Regions from separate parts of the Homo sapiens genome. Here region 1 is linked to region 2. The links are chromatin loops, found by intact Hi-C in ENCODE. Cell type or tissue: K562. All regions are shown on one strand. Links, peaks and the distances in the headings refer to the core of each region. The heading gives the core; the rest is flanking DNA.

Evidence for each region. Peaks named below come from ENCODE experiments on the same cell type or tissue, not always from the same donor. Only the 100,000 strongest peaks of a DNase experiment are listed, where the experiment ranks them.
Region 1: a loop joins it to region 2, with 4 times the contacts of the local background. A loop is called at or near these places in 2 of 110 quality-filtered maps.

The regions. Positions count from the first base shown.
Region 1 is chr11:56,231,036-56,238,800 of GRCh38, forward strand. It overlaps OR5T2 (olfactory receptor family 5 subfamily T member 2), which reads right to left and starts at 3,220. Exons shown (of 2, transcript NM_001004746.4): 1 at 3,142-3,220; 2 at 247-2,229. The coding sequence starts at 2,027. The coding sequence ends at 1,071. In K562, for the core only: no CTCF peak of the experiment used is centred there; no DNase peak of the experiment used is centred there.
Region 2 is chr11:56,181,338-56,189,102 of GRCh38, forward strand. It overlaps the pseudogene OR8V1P. Among named protein-coding and RNA genes, the nearest start is that of OR5J2, 8.6 kb to the left of the region's middle. In K562, for the core only: no CTCF peak of the experiment used is centred there; no DNase peak of the experiment used is centred there.

The sequences.
Region 1 (7,765 bases), core at 1,017-6,016, 49 kb after region 2:
GTAAAGGTTACAAACATAAATGCCTGTGAATGTGCATTTTTGTGTATATCAATGACTATCAGCATGTATGTACATGTATACGTGAACATATGTATATGTATACATACATAAAGAAAATAGATGACACAGATTTTTCTACATGTAAGAACAGCATAGGTACAGGGTCACTTATGATCTTTATTTTAAAACGTCCAAGAAAAAAAACAGGATTACACTAATAAATTAAACATTTTTATTATCGTCTAGGGAAAACTCTTGCTAACCAGGTTTTTCCTCTACTGTCATACCACAACAATCATCAACACAGAAGACTTCTGTGATCAAATGGGTAGGGATTTCTTCCTCCCACACCACGTGGTAATCACCAACTGGGTATCCTCTAATTCAGTTGCAACACTATCTACCCAGAGATAGTGTCAGATCCCATAGGTTGAGGGTTCAGTCCCCAAAACTGCCCCCTGACAACACCAGTCACAAATTCGGGTCTCTGAAACTTTGACCAACCTGCTTCAAGTTGGATCTCCCATGACCCCCTCTTTGGGTTTCATTAAATTACTGAAGCAGCTCACAAAACTCAGGGAAACATATTACTGGCTTATTGAAAAGGATATTGCAAAGGACACTGGTGAAGGGATGTGTAGGGCAAAGTATAAGGAAAGGGGTGCAGAGTTTCCATGCCCTCCCTGACCATGCCACCCTCTAGGAACTTCCATTTGTTCTGCTCCCCAGAAGCTCACTGAACCCTATCCTCCTAGGTTCTATGGAAGCTTCAAGGCATCAGCATTCCCTCCCCGAAGGTATAGGGTGGGACTCTCTCATGGGAGAGTCTTAAGATTCACAATCAGTAAGGCAGACATTGGAACCCAGCCTTGGTGCAAGTGAAAGGAGGGCAGGAGAAGGTAAAAGGCCTGCCCCTGAGGTATAACACCCAACATTATAACAAAAGACTGTAACAAAGGCTATGGGAATTATGAGCCAGGAACCCTGGATGGAAACCAACATATATCATAACACCACAATGACACATTCTTGGTATTGAGGTGCAGAGTATCACCCTCACCTTTTATAATTTATTTTTTAGTATGAAAATATACTTTATTGATAACCTGATTTTTCCCAAACATTTTTTTCATTGAGTCTTTTACATCTTTGTTCCTCAAACTGTAGATGACGGGATTCAGCAAGGGAATCACAATGGTGTAAAATATTGACACTATCATGTCATGGTCCGAAGCATAGCTGGAACTTGGTCTCACATACATGAAGAGGATTGTCCCATAATAAATTGACACTCCAGTTAGGTGAGCTCCACATGTGGAGAAGACTTTTCTCCTCCCTTCAGCAGAATACATCTTCAGAATGGCCAACAGAATCAAACCATAGGAGATCAGAACAATCAGGATAGTGACCAGCTCGATAGAGCCCACAAAGTAGAAGAGTAGAAGCTGGTTTGTGTGAGTGTCAGAATAAGAAATAGCAAGGAGAGGAGGGATATCACAAAAGACACGCCTAATTTCATTGGCTCCACAGAAGGATAGGCTAAATGTAGCCACTGTATGTATAGTAGCATGTAAAATGCCAGCAACATAGGAAGCATTGATGAGTGGCATGTAGACTCTGGGTGACATGCTCACTGAATACAGGAGAGGGTTGTAGATGGCTACATAGCGATCATAAGCCATTGCAGCCAAGAGAAAGCATTCTGTGGTTCCAAAACTACAAGCAAGAAACACCTGTGCTACACATCCAAGGAATGAAATGACTTTATTCTTTGTCGTAAAATCTACTAACATATTTGGGGTAATAACTGAGGAATAGCAGGCATCCACAGAAGACAACATACTCAGAAAATAGTACATGGGTTTGTGGAGCTGGGAATCCCTAATGACCACTAAAATCAGTCCTAAATTTCCCATGAGAGTGAAGAGGTAGATTGCTAGAAACAGGAAGAAGAAGATAGTCTGCAGTTCAAGATTGTCTGTGAAGCCCTTCAGTACAAATAAGGTAACTTCAGTGACATTCTTCATGTTGAAATCTAGAACAAACTTGAAGATATGCATAAAGTTACAGTTCATATTATGACAAAAAGAATGAACAACACCATGACTCAAGGGGATGTTAACTGTGCTCTTGTATATACTGTACGACATATATTCAGCAGTGCATAATTCTCTAGTAGTGAATCAGAAGACAGTGACAAACTGGTCAGCCATGTGTTCATGCCACTCACTGCAGAATCAAATGGAAGAAATGGACGTTCATTAGTTGGCTGGACTTATTCTGTTTCTAAAATCATCAGGTCTACTGGTTAATTTACCACTGAATTGTATTAAGCTGTTTATATATTAAATAATATTAAAACACACAAAAATGAGTGGCTTAAACAATCTTTGGGCATCCAAATACACAAGAGACTGTATCAGGGGACAGAGCATTGGAATACAATACCAGAATTTTAGAACTTGTAGCAATTGTGCAAAATGATTTGCTATATCTACTTGTCTATAGAATGAGAACATTAATAGTTTGTTCACAAGATTGGAGTAAATATTGAAGGAAAATTGCATTAATAAAATATAATATGTAAAATAATTTTGATTATAGAATATGCTGAATTAAGTTGGTTCTACATTCTATCAAGATTAAATCCAATGAACAGTTATGATTTTTTTCATCTGCTCATTCAAATGTCTCTGAATTATTCTTTGGAGAATGAAGAAGTTTTGTGAATTACTTGATCATTTTATGCCAAAAATAAACATGCAAATTACCATGATTCCATTTTCTACATTACAATTGTCTTAATTTTGCTTTGTGCAAATAAGATACTTCAACCAAATTTCTTGTGAGACAGGCATTTCTACTAGATGCCAAAATAAGTTATATTGGGTAAAAATTAAGTTAATATTAGCACATAGTCAAAGATTCAGAGTTATAAAGAGAAAATCACTATGATTCTTGAAGATTTAATAATATAGAATCAACTTTTTAAATTAATGCAAATCTATTTTTATGAAACAAATTTTAATGGAAGGGAGAAAACTTTAAATATCGTGAATGTAATAACGAAACACTAAGTTTGCTAAATAACAGGCATTTATTTAGCACTTGCTGCAAGAACAGACATTTCTTGTACATTACCTTATTTCACCTTTATAGCAACTTTCATAGCTAACAATTTCCAGAGCCAAGATTCAATCCCAGGTTTCTCTCATTGTACATGAAATTTTTGCATTTTTTCATGGCCTCATAAATGGCTTCATTCTGCAACTGGAACACTCTTCCTCTTACCCCTCTGCTGACCTCAGGGAAATAAAGGTAAAGCAAAACATGATTCTCGATGTATTTGTATTTTTTAAGCCATTAAATCTAGAGAAACATAAAATAAGTAGCAATCTGAAGTGACTTCTAGATTATAAAGCCAGAAAATAAATTTAAAATAAGTATTGATTGTTTTCCTTATTACTTCAAAATACAAGACCCCAGATAAATGAATAAGTCAAATGTTTTTTTGCCCTTTGTTGATATTTATTGGTAAATTCATGACCTTTGAACTATCTTTATCTATAAGAAAAATACAAGCATATACTCTATTAGGAGCACTCTTATTTATCTCTATAAGTACAAATACAATATTTTCTATTTTTTATTGTTTTCTAGTAAGTGTTGGATTTTAATTCTTAGGCATAACTCTAAATAAATCATATTTTGATGAATACACTTGATTCACATATGTAATAGTCCAGAACTGAAGTGTTTAGTTCTTGGTGTTTAGCAGCTAAAAAGTTTAGTAAAAAAAAACATAGTTATTCTTGATATTGTAGGTTCTAGCTGCCGAAATATTCTTCAAATTATCTGAAATTTTCTCTTACCTGTGGAACAGCAAATGCAGATTTAGGTATTCTATGAATATGGCTAACTTAGATTGTTTATATCTTTGTAATTGACTGTTGATGAAATCCAAGGAGATGTCCCAAGGGGAATATGCCCCAATTATCTTCTGTTTCAAAATAGCACCATGATGATTTACTTAATAATAAAAAGTAAATGATTCCGGAATAAGGCACTGCATGCTCCTACTTATTGAATCAATAGAGTTCTTTGGCTTCTGTTTAAAATGTGTCAGATTTGAATTTCCCTGATGACTACTGATGTTGAACATCTTTTCATACATCTGAAGGCCATTTGTATGTCTTCTTTGGAAAAAAAATGTATTCAAGTCCTTTGCCAGTTTTAAAATAAGATTATTGTTATTGTGGCTATTGAATTTATATATTTTGATATTAATCCCCTATTAGATATATCATTTACAAATATTTTTTGTTTGGCTGATGGTTTTCTTCATTGTGCAGAAGATTTTGACTTTGACGTAGCCCTACTTGTCTAATTTTGGTTTTGTTACTTGGCTTTTTATGTCATTGCTTGTATTTTTATGTTACATCCAACAAGTTACTGCCAAGCTGAAGGTCCTAAAGTTTTTCCTTATGTTTTCTTCTAGAAATTGTAGTTTCAGGTTTTATGTTTAAATTTTTAATCCATTTTGGGTTGGTTATTTTATATGGTATAAGACAAGGGTCCAATTTAATTTCCCATTGTGTATTCTTGGCACACTTGTGAAAGATCATTTGACTATATACATGTGGGATTGTTTCCAGGCTCCCTATTCTGTTCCGTTGGTCTATATATCTGTCCTTATTCCAGTCCCATGCTATTTAATTACTGTAGTTTTGTAATATCATTGAAATAAAAAAGTATAATACCTCTAGCTTTGTTTTTCTTTCTCAAGATTCCTTTGGCTATTTGAAGTCTTTTGTAATTGCACATAATTTTTACGATGTTTTTTCTATTTCTGTAAAACCCAGCACTAGGATTTTGCAGGAAATGCATTAAATCTGAAGACCCCTTTGGGTAATATGGAGATTTTAATTATTGCAGATCAAAACCACAATGAGATATCATCACACACCTGTTATGGCCATTATTTAAAAAAAAAAAGTATTGATAAGAATGTGGAGAAATTGGAACCCTGGTGTACTGTTGACAAGAATATAAAACAGTGCAGCCATGATTGAAAATAGTATGGAAGTTCCTTGAAACATTAAAAACAGGATTACTATACAATCCTGAAATTCTGAAACCACCTTCGCAAAATTATGACAGTAAGAGAAATCTGCCATGACTGACTTCTTCTTGCTTCTATCATCACAGGCTGTCTGTCTTTGCTCATCTCTGGGCATGGACCAAATAACTTCGGGAGAAATTTAGTTTATAGTTTAAATGATAATAGTCCTTTGCAAAAACTAAACCACCTTTGTAAAACTAATCAAAGGCACCAAGTTAAGAGGATGAGAGGAGTCTGTGTTCTGCTAAGATATAGGCCTAGTAAAATGATTACCAGCCATTTTTTCCTGGAAGTCACAAGATTTGCAGCTTCCCCAATTATTCCTGCAGATAACATAGCTATTGTAGAACCTAAGATTGGCATTTTGAGATTCTTTTCAAATATTTGTATATCTGATAGCTGGATGGCCCCACCTGGACCTCTGACTCAAACAGTCATGTGGCCCCCACCCAGAAACACACTCAACACATGAGGATCATTTTCCACATCCCTATGATTCATCCTAAACTGATCAGCAACACCCATACCCTAGCCCTCTGCCCATCAAACTATCTTTGAAAAGCACCTAACTTTCAAGCCTTCAAGGAGATTGAATTGAGTAATAACTCCCTCTCCCATATGGTGTGGCAAGCCTCATCTCTTTTGCTTATTCTCATGCATTTTCATCCTCATAGCTTAGCTCCAGCTTATGAATGAGATGACATGATATTTATTTTTCCATTCTTTTCTTTACTGCAATGCCGTGGTCTCAGTAAATTGATTTTGTCTGTGGAGCAGTCAGCAAAAAATCCATTTGGCAGTTACAATTCGATATCTGGGTATTTATCCAAAATACTTGAAATCAGGATTTTGAAGATATATGTAGTCCATGTTTAATGCAGTATTATTCACAATGGCCAAAATGTGGAAGCAACCTAAATGTGCATTAATAGATTAATGGCAAACGAATAAGAGGTATATACACAGCTTTAAAAAGAGTAGACCCTGTCATATGTGTTATCATGGTAGAACCAGGAGGACTTTACTGACAAACACTGTGTGATTCCACTTACGTGCGATATCTATAATACTCTCAATGATTAGAGAGTAGAATGGTGGGCTGCCAGGGGCTGAGGAGAGGGGTAATGGGAGTTTATATTCAATGGATACTAAATTGCCATCATGTATGACATAAGAATTCTAGAGATCTATTGTACAACATTGTGCCTATAGTTAATACTGCATCACACACATAAATTTTGTTGAGAAGGTAGTTCTCATGTTAAATTTCTTATCATAAAATTTTTGAAAAAACAAAAACACAGAAAATGATGCTTTAGAAAAAACTATGATTCAAGACTAGGTAAGAGCTCTTAAATCCTAAAGTTTAAGCTTCAATCATAGTGGTGACCATGGGTTAGAACTTAATTTCTCTGAGGTTCAGTTTCCTCATCCTGAAAATATATGCAATTTTGTCTTATTTTTATTTTATTTTTTGGTTTTGAAGGCTTTCCATTTTCATAAATTTTATTTTTATTTCAACAGTTTATGGAATACAGGTGGTTTTTGGTTACATGGGTAAATTCTTTAGCGGTGATTCCTGAGATTTTGGTGCACCAGTCATCCAAGCAGTGTACACTGTACCCAATATATAGTCTTCTGTTCATCACCCCTCTCTCACCCTCCACCTTGAGTCCTCAAAGTCCATTATATCGTTTTTAAGCCTTTTCATCCTCTTAGCTTAGCTCCCACTTATAAGTGAGAACATACAATATTTGGTTTTCCATTCTTGAGTTACTTCACCTAGAATAACATCTCCAGCTCCATCCAGGTTGCTGCAAAAGACATCATTTCATTCCTTTTTAAGGCTGAGTAGTATTCCATGGTGTGTATATACCACATTTGCTTTTTCTACTCGTTGGTTGATGAGCACATAGATTGGTTCAATATCTTTGCGATTGCAATTTGTGCTGCTATACGTGTGAATGTGTGCTGCTATACATGTGAATGTGTCTTTTTCATATGACTTATTTTCCTTTGGGTAGATACCCAGTAGTGGAACTGCTGGATCAAATGGTAGTTCTATATTTTGTTCTTTAAGAAATCTCCATACTGTTTTCCATAGTGGTTGTACTAGTTTACATTCCCACCAGCAGTGTAAAAGTGTTCCCTTTTCACCACAAGCATACCAACATCTATTGTTTTTGACTTTTTAATTATGCCCATTTTTGCAGGAGTAAAGTGGTATCTCATTGTAGTTTTAATTTGTATTTCCCAGATAATTAGCAATGTTGAGCATTTATTCATGTGTTTGTTGGCTGTTTGTATATCTTCATTTTAGAATTGTCTATTTTTGTTCTTTGCCTATTTTTGATGGGATTATTTGTTTTTCTCTTAATGATTTGTTTGAATTCCCTTTAGGTGCTGAATATTAGTCCTTTGCCAGATGCATAGTTTGTGAATATTTTCTCCCAGTCTGTAGGTTGTCTGTTTACTCCACTGAACATTTCTTTTGCTGTGCAGAAGATTTTACTTTAAGTAAGTTCCATTTATTTATTTTTGTTTTTGTTACATTTGTTTTTTGAGTCTTAGCTGTGAATTATTTTCCTAAGCCAATGTCTAAAAGAGTTTTTATGGTGTTCTAGAATTTTTATAGTTTTAGGT
Region 2 (7,765 bases), core at 1,659-6,658:
TGAGCAAATTATATGGCTTATAATTACATCTCAATAAAGGGATAAAATAAAATTAGCAACATAAAAATAATCAATTTATCTATTATTAGGTATGAAATCAAGAGATTATGTATAATCCACTCAGCAAGAGGCAGAATGCATTTTTTGTTCAATATGTAATAAATTTATTCATGGCTAGAAAATATCTAGAAATTAAATAACTTAAAAAATAAAACCTTGAAAGAATCTCTGTATGTTATTATTTGTAGGCAGATTACTTTGAAAATAAGTCCCTTGAATATATGTCAGCTGTGATGGATAAAGAGTAATTCCATGAAAAGGTGACCTTCTAAGTGCCAATATTTTCTGTGGCAGAAGAACAACAATATACATTTTGTCTACTCTGGGACTGGTTGATTTATATTGATGAGTGGTAATCTGATATTTTGAGCCACAAATTATATAAATAGATGGATAGATTGGTTTTTATATTTTGCTATTATTTTATGTATTATGTCATGTTTATTTGTTAGAATTTAAAAATAGCATACCAAATGTTTTAATTCTTATCATTAAGGCTCTTATAAAAATAACACTAACTTTAAATGCAGTGTAAACTTCTGCTCAAATATAACACAGTGGGGAATGAGAGAAATACTACATACCCTTGTGAGGGGTTTTCTTTTCCTTGCTCTAAAGTGTACCACTCACATGTACTGGAAATTTGCATGTAGCTCTTCCTGTTTCTTGATTTTTGAAAACTCCCTCCCTCGTAGGATTCCAGTGGTTTACTCTTTGCCCAGGGAATCTAAGGATTTGTCAATTTGTCATTCCACCCACCCTTTCTACTCTGGTGGTACTTTTCTATAATTAAAAAAAATCATATGCAGATACAATTGAACAATTGGGAATATAAAGACTGTGGCAAATCATTAAGTATTTTAATGAATCACAAATCATTTCTTATTCTAAAGATAATAAAACTTAATTTTCATACCCAACTCCTCAATTAATTCTTTATTGTTTACACGAACTCTTTCAATGAGAAACTACATAGATTGATTAGTAACACTATTTTCTTGAGGTTGATAAATATTTCTGAGTTGCATATTTTTCCTCTTGATCTGTCTAATCACTGTGGTGAGTAACTTTTGTATGTTTACATTAATCATAACAAAATCCAATATACTGTACATCTGTGAGGAAGGAGGTGTTCTTCCCGTCTTATTCTATGCATATGTCACACCTTAGAATAAAACGGTGCCCATCCTTCAAAATTGCATGGAGTGTTTCTACTATTCTCCATTGTATCATTTAGAAATGCTTCTCCTATGCATTTAACAGATTGCTCAACAAATGATGGCTCAAGGCAGATGGTTTAAATTTTTTAAGTGACGTGAGGTTGGAGACTGATGACTGTCATTTTTTTTATTAGTTAAGTAGCTCAACAATTTCAGAGGCAGTATGTTTTTCATTGTCTTGTCCTTAAATTAACTTTCCGAAATTGATGAAACTCACATAAAATTGCTCAGGTCCACGAAGCAGAAGTTGATGTCAAATAAATACTTCCTCCACACACTTCTCTTTTTCATGGAAGGGACATCTGTTTTTTACATTATTCTGAGCTGACTTCCTCCTGCATTAGCAATAGTCAATTGTTTTTGTTTTAATTTCTAAATTCTGATCTTCCTAAATCATCTTTTTTCAAATGTGGATGAACTTCCTAGGACAGAAATCATTGATTAAAATTGATACACCTTTGTTTATTTCTTTTTCAGCCTGTTCTTGATTACTTAATGCTAATTATTGCTCCTATCCCCCCCAAAATTTATTACTAATCCACACAAATTATACTCTGCAACCATTTCATGATGGTTTCTATTTGACAAAGTCAAGCATTGATAATCCACTGATTAGCTTATATTTCTGTGTGTTGATGTAGTGATTGATTATTGAATTAATATTCTATGCTTGAAGTGGTTATGATCTTTATTCATTTATCATATTTAAATATTTCATTGTCAAGTAAAATTACATAAAATCAAGATGTACAATGTGATGATTTGCTATACATATATATTGTGTACTGATTACACAGTCAAATTAATTAACATATCCATCACCACTCTTAGTTTCCTCTTTTCTTTTTTGAGTGTTTATGTGTATGTAGCAAAGATACTTAAAATGTGCTTTCTTATCAAATTCAGGTAAACAATACAGTATTATTAATTATAGAAATCATAGAGCCCCAGAACATGTACATCTTATAACTGATCTCTCTGCTATTTCTCTTCTTTCAATCTGACACCTGCCAAAGTGGAGCTTTGCTCTATGTTGTCTCAGGATGACAGCAACAAAGGCAAAAATGACATTAAGGGACAATATAGGGTAGTTGTTGAGAGCATGAAATCTGGATTTGATTACCTGGCTTTGAAACCTATTTGTACTACCTAATACATTGGTGAATTCTGACAATTTATTTACCCTTTCTAAACCTTTATTTTTATCATCTGAAAAATGGAACTTTTAGTAAAACTTAGCTCACAGAACTATTGTGATGGCTAAATTAAGACATAGAGAATGCCATTTGTTGTTGGTGTTCTATTTTCCCTTTTTTCTGTTCTTTTTATTGTGGACTTAAAAACTTTCTTTGTTTATTAGAGTTGCTATAACAAATTACCATAAAATGGGTGGTTCCTAAACAATAGAAATTTACTTAATACAATTCTAGAGGCTGGGAAGTCCAAGATCAAGGTGCCAGTAGATTTGGTGTCTAGTAAGGTCTTCCTCTCTGGATCATAGATGGTGTCTTCTCCCTGTGTCTTCATATAGTGGAAGGAGGTAAGAAGTTCCCTGAGTCCTCTCTCACAAGGACACTAATCTCATTCATGAGAATCTACTCTCATGATCTCGTTTCTCCCAAAGGTCCTACCTTCTAATACCATCACCTTGGGGGTTAGGATTTCAACATATACATTTGGGAAGAATACAACATTCAGAACAACTCTTTTTGTTGTGGTGGTGGTGGTTGTTATTTTAGCGTTTGTTTTAGGGCATAGATATTTTACTTGTAATAGTTTACTTTCAAGTGTAATTATATCCCTTCACATATAAAATAAGAACTTTACAGTATTTAACCACTCCTGCCATCTCCTTTATAACAGCTTTGTTGTATATTTTTATTACTCTTAAACAAATAATTATCTTTCACATAGATTTAAATTATTGAAATCACTATGTAGTCACTTCTGGTGCTGTTCATTCTTTTGTCTAGAATCACATTTCAATCTGGTATTTTTTTCCCTTCTGATTGATGGGCTTCATTTATCATTTCTTTTAGTGCAAGTTTAATCATGAAGGGTTCTTTCAGTGTTGATATGTCTGAAATAACTTTATTTCACATTCCTTTTCAAAATATGTATTCCCTGGGTAAAGAATCCTAGGTGACAGTTATTCTGTTTCAGTGTTTTGATGCTGTTGCTCTGCTGTATCTTGACTTGCAATGTTTTTGAGGAGAAGCTAAATGAACAATGATGTTACATGAAATAAAATGTTATTATTTTTCTTATTCCTCTGTATACAAAGTGTTTGTGTTTTGACTGCTTAAGGTTTTTATTTATCACTTGCTGTGTGAAATTGTGTTTGTTTTTATTTTGTTTTGTTTTGTTTTCTCTCCACTTTTGTTTGGGGTTCAGGGCTACATGTGCTGGTTTGTTACATGGGTAATTTGAGTATCACTGAAGTTTGGTATACAAGTGATCCCATCACCCAGGTAGTGAACATAGCACCCAATATGTAGCTTTTCAACCCTTGCACCTTGCTCTCTCTTCTCCTCTAGTGTACCCCAGTGCCCAGTGTCTATCATTCCCACCCATCTTTATGTCTATTTGAACACAATCTTTAGTTCTCACTTATAAGTGACAACATGTATTATTTGATTTCCTGTTCCTGTGTTAATATGCTTAGAATAATGGCCTTCAGCTGCATCCACATTACTGCAAAAGACATGATTTTCTTCTTTTTATGGCTATACAATATTCCACATATGTATAGAATATTTCATATAGTATTCCATATATATTGTATTAGCCATGTAGTATTCCACATTGTAATTCAAAGTGCTATATATATTTGTACATTCCATATATAGTCTGTATATATATATATAGATATATATTTGTACATATATATAGCACATTGGATTACAATGTGTCTTCAGTTAGTTTTCTACATATTGTTTGTACCTGGGATTGTTTAATCTTCTTGAATCTGAGGGTTTTTAATTTTTAACAATTGGAAAACTTTCACCTATAATTTATTTAAATAATTTTAATGGCCCTCTTCTTTGAGGAGTTTAATTACATGTATATTTGGCTTCTTGAAGTTGTTCAGCTTATTGTTCTCTGTTTTTAAAAAAATATTTTGATTCTCTGTGTTTCATTTGGGATATTTTCTATTGGTATGTCTACAGGTTCACTTGTTTTTTTTCTTCTATGATGTCTAATCTGCTATGAATACAATCCCACGTACTTTTCATCTTTTACATTGTACATCTCTCTGTGGAAATTCAATATTTTGTAGTGTCCTCTGTGTTCCTACTTACCTTTTTGAAAATATGACATGCACTTATAAAACTTTTAATGCCCTTGTTTGATAATTCTAACACCCATGTCAGTTCTTGGTTAGTTTCAATTGATTGGTTATTCTGTTCATTAAGGATCATGATTTCCTGATTCTTTGTATGCCTGACAATTATTCAATGTATCCCACATATTACCAATTGTGCCTTGGTGTTTGCTGGATAATTTTGTATTTTATGAATACTATTAAGCTTTGTTGTGGGATACAATTAGTTGAAAACAATTTAATCCTTTTAGATATTACTTTTATTATTTATCAGGTGAGTCCAGGTCAGTAATTGGTCTAAGGCTGGTTATTTTCTTATACTGGAATAAGATCTTGAATACTGTACATATAGCCTCAGGAATTATGAGTTTTTCTAGTCTGTATGTAATAAATTGTTACAATCCCTGCCTTTATTTGAGTGCTGGACACTCCTCTTTATTTTTAGGATGATTGTTTCTTCAATTATGTGTGGTTTCATTTTGCATATTCTCATCAGTCATCTCTTGAATAATTAAGAATTATTATTTGCAAAGATACAATGTCCATTGTGCAGATCTCTTATCTTTGGTACTCTGTCCTGCAAACCCTGGCTACCAGCAGACTCTCAACTTGTCTTTTAAACTCAGGAATTCTGAGCTTCACTTGGGTTTGCCCTTCATGCAGTCCGGTCTGGTTAGTCTCATAAGACAGAAAAGGGAAGATACCACAGGATTCAACTGCTTTGTTTTCTGTCTCTCAGGGGGAACTCTCCTTAGTTGTCTGACATCTGTGTCATGAAAGCTACTGTTTCATATATTTTGTCTTTCATTTTCTTTTTCTTGTTTAAATGGGAAGTTAAAATCTCATCTCAATTACTCCATATTATTTGGTAGCAGAAGAGAATATTCAGGATATATTTAGGTGAGCTCTGTAAATATTTTTTCATTCTTTTTCTTTATCATTAATCTTCATCTTTAAGTCTCTTACCTCTAGATTGATACAAAGATTTTTTTTTTTAATTCAAAGTTCTGAACACTTCATATCCCCTGAATCTTCCACCCCAGTCAATGCCTCTGTTCACTTCTGAGTGTATCATAATTAACCCTCCACAGGACTTTCAACTTTCCATTCTTAGTATTCTGCAACCTCTAACTTGTGCAGCAGTCATAGCTATCCATTACCCAAAGATAGATCAGAACACTTGTTAGCTAAAAATCCCACAGTGGCTTATTTATCAAGATAAAATGCAAGATTTATAAAGGCCTGTATAGTTTTACTTGGTTGAGTTCTACATTACAAATCTTCAACGTATCTTCTATTTCTTAATTTTATTTTATGGTCCAATCACGTTTTGACTGTTGCTTTTCAAAATAAAAGTCATATTATTTTTTAAAAACTGCTATGCTAATAGTTCTCTCACCCTGGAATAGCTTTCCCATAAGTATTCACACAGTCTACTTACTCAGTTCTTCAGGTGTTTGTTTAAATATTATCTCATCAGAGGAATCCCATGAAAGTCTCAATTAAAAAATTAATTATTGTCCTGGCTACTTGCTTTATTTAAAGTAATGGCAAAAACCACAGTTACTTTTGCACCAACCTAATATATTCATTTTACTCAATACTGTCAATCATACAAAATAACTCACTTGTCATTCCACTCATTTTCTATTGGCTTCATAAAGAGAGAAATGTTGGGCCAGGTGCAGTGGCTCACTCCTGTAATCCCAGCACTTTGGGAGGCCGAGGAGGGCAGATCATGAGGTCAGGAGATGGAGACCATCCTGGCCAACATGGTGAAACCCCGTCTCTACTAAAAATACAAAAGTTAGCTGGGAGTGGTGGCACGTGCCTGTAATCTCAGCTACTTGGGAGGCTGAGGCAGGAGAATCGCTTGAACCCGGGAGGTGGAGGTTGCAGTGAGCCGAGATCGTGCCACTGCACTCCAGCCTGGCGATATAGCGAGACTCCATCTCAAAAAATAAAAATAAAAAATAAAAAATAAAAAAAGAGAAATGTTGGTTAACTTGACAATATATGTTTACTGATCATATGAATCTATTTATACATCTGCCTTTCAGTGTACTAGGCACTCCGAATAAAATACTGATAAAATATACAGTCCCTAGCTTTAATTTTAAAAAGTTAATGGAAAACAATTTCTATGTGAGAACACATAGGAAAGGCACCTAAGCTGAACTTAAAACTGAATATTGATTAATAGTTAAAGTATGAGTAGGAATTAGTCATCTGTTAGTGATAGATTTTTATTTAAAGGTAATTAATAAAATTATCTATTTCTGTGCTTATCACACACTGATTCTTGCTCATCACATGGAGGCAACAATACAAATGTAAAGCAATATTAGTTTGAGTATCTATTTGTTATTGCATAATTTATTGTTATCATAACCTACAATGAATTTTAAATAGATGATTTGCACATATTTTCCAGGTTCTACGTAGAGCATTTTTTATCTCTTTATTCCTCAAACTGTAGATCATTGGATTCAACATAGGTGTTATCAAAGTATAAAATAAAGAGGCCATTTTGTCAATATCAAGTGAATGACTGGATTTGGGGTGAACATACATAAAGAAGAAGGTGCCATAAAATACAGTTATCACTGTCAGGTGAGTTCCACAGGTGGAGAAGGCCTTGTACCTGCCTTCTGCAGAATTCATCCTGAGGACGGCGACAAGGATCAGAATGTAAGACACAAGGACTATCAGAAGAGATGAAATCAAATTAAAAGCTGAAAAGATTAAAATTATCAATTTAATGTCTTCTGTGTCTGAACAGAGCAAAGATATCAATGGCAGACTATCACAGTAGAAATGCTTGATGATGTTATAGCCACAAAATGATGAGGTAAACATTTTTGTGACTGTCAGCAAAGTCAAAAAGACACTGTAGAGATAAGGTATTGCCACTAGAATTTGACATGCCCTTTGTGACATGATGATCATATAGAGCAGAGGGTTACAAATGGCCACATAGCGTTCATAGGCCATTGCTGACAGAATGAAAATTTCACTACTGATAAATATACTGAAGAAAGTGAGTTGGGTAGCACACTAATTATAGGAGATTATATGTTGATCTACAACAAAGTTTACTAGCATTTTGGGTCCCACTGCTGTTGAATAACCAAGATCAATGAAAGCCAGATGCCTTAGG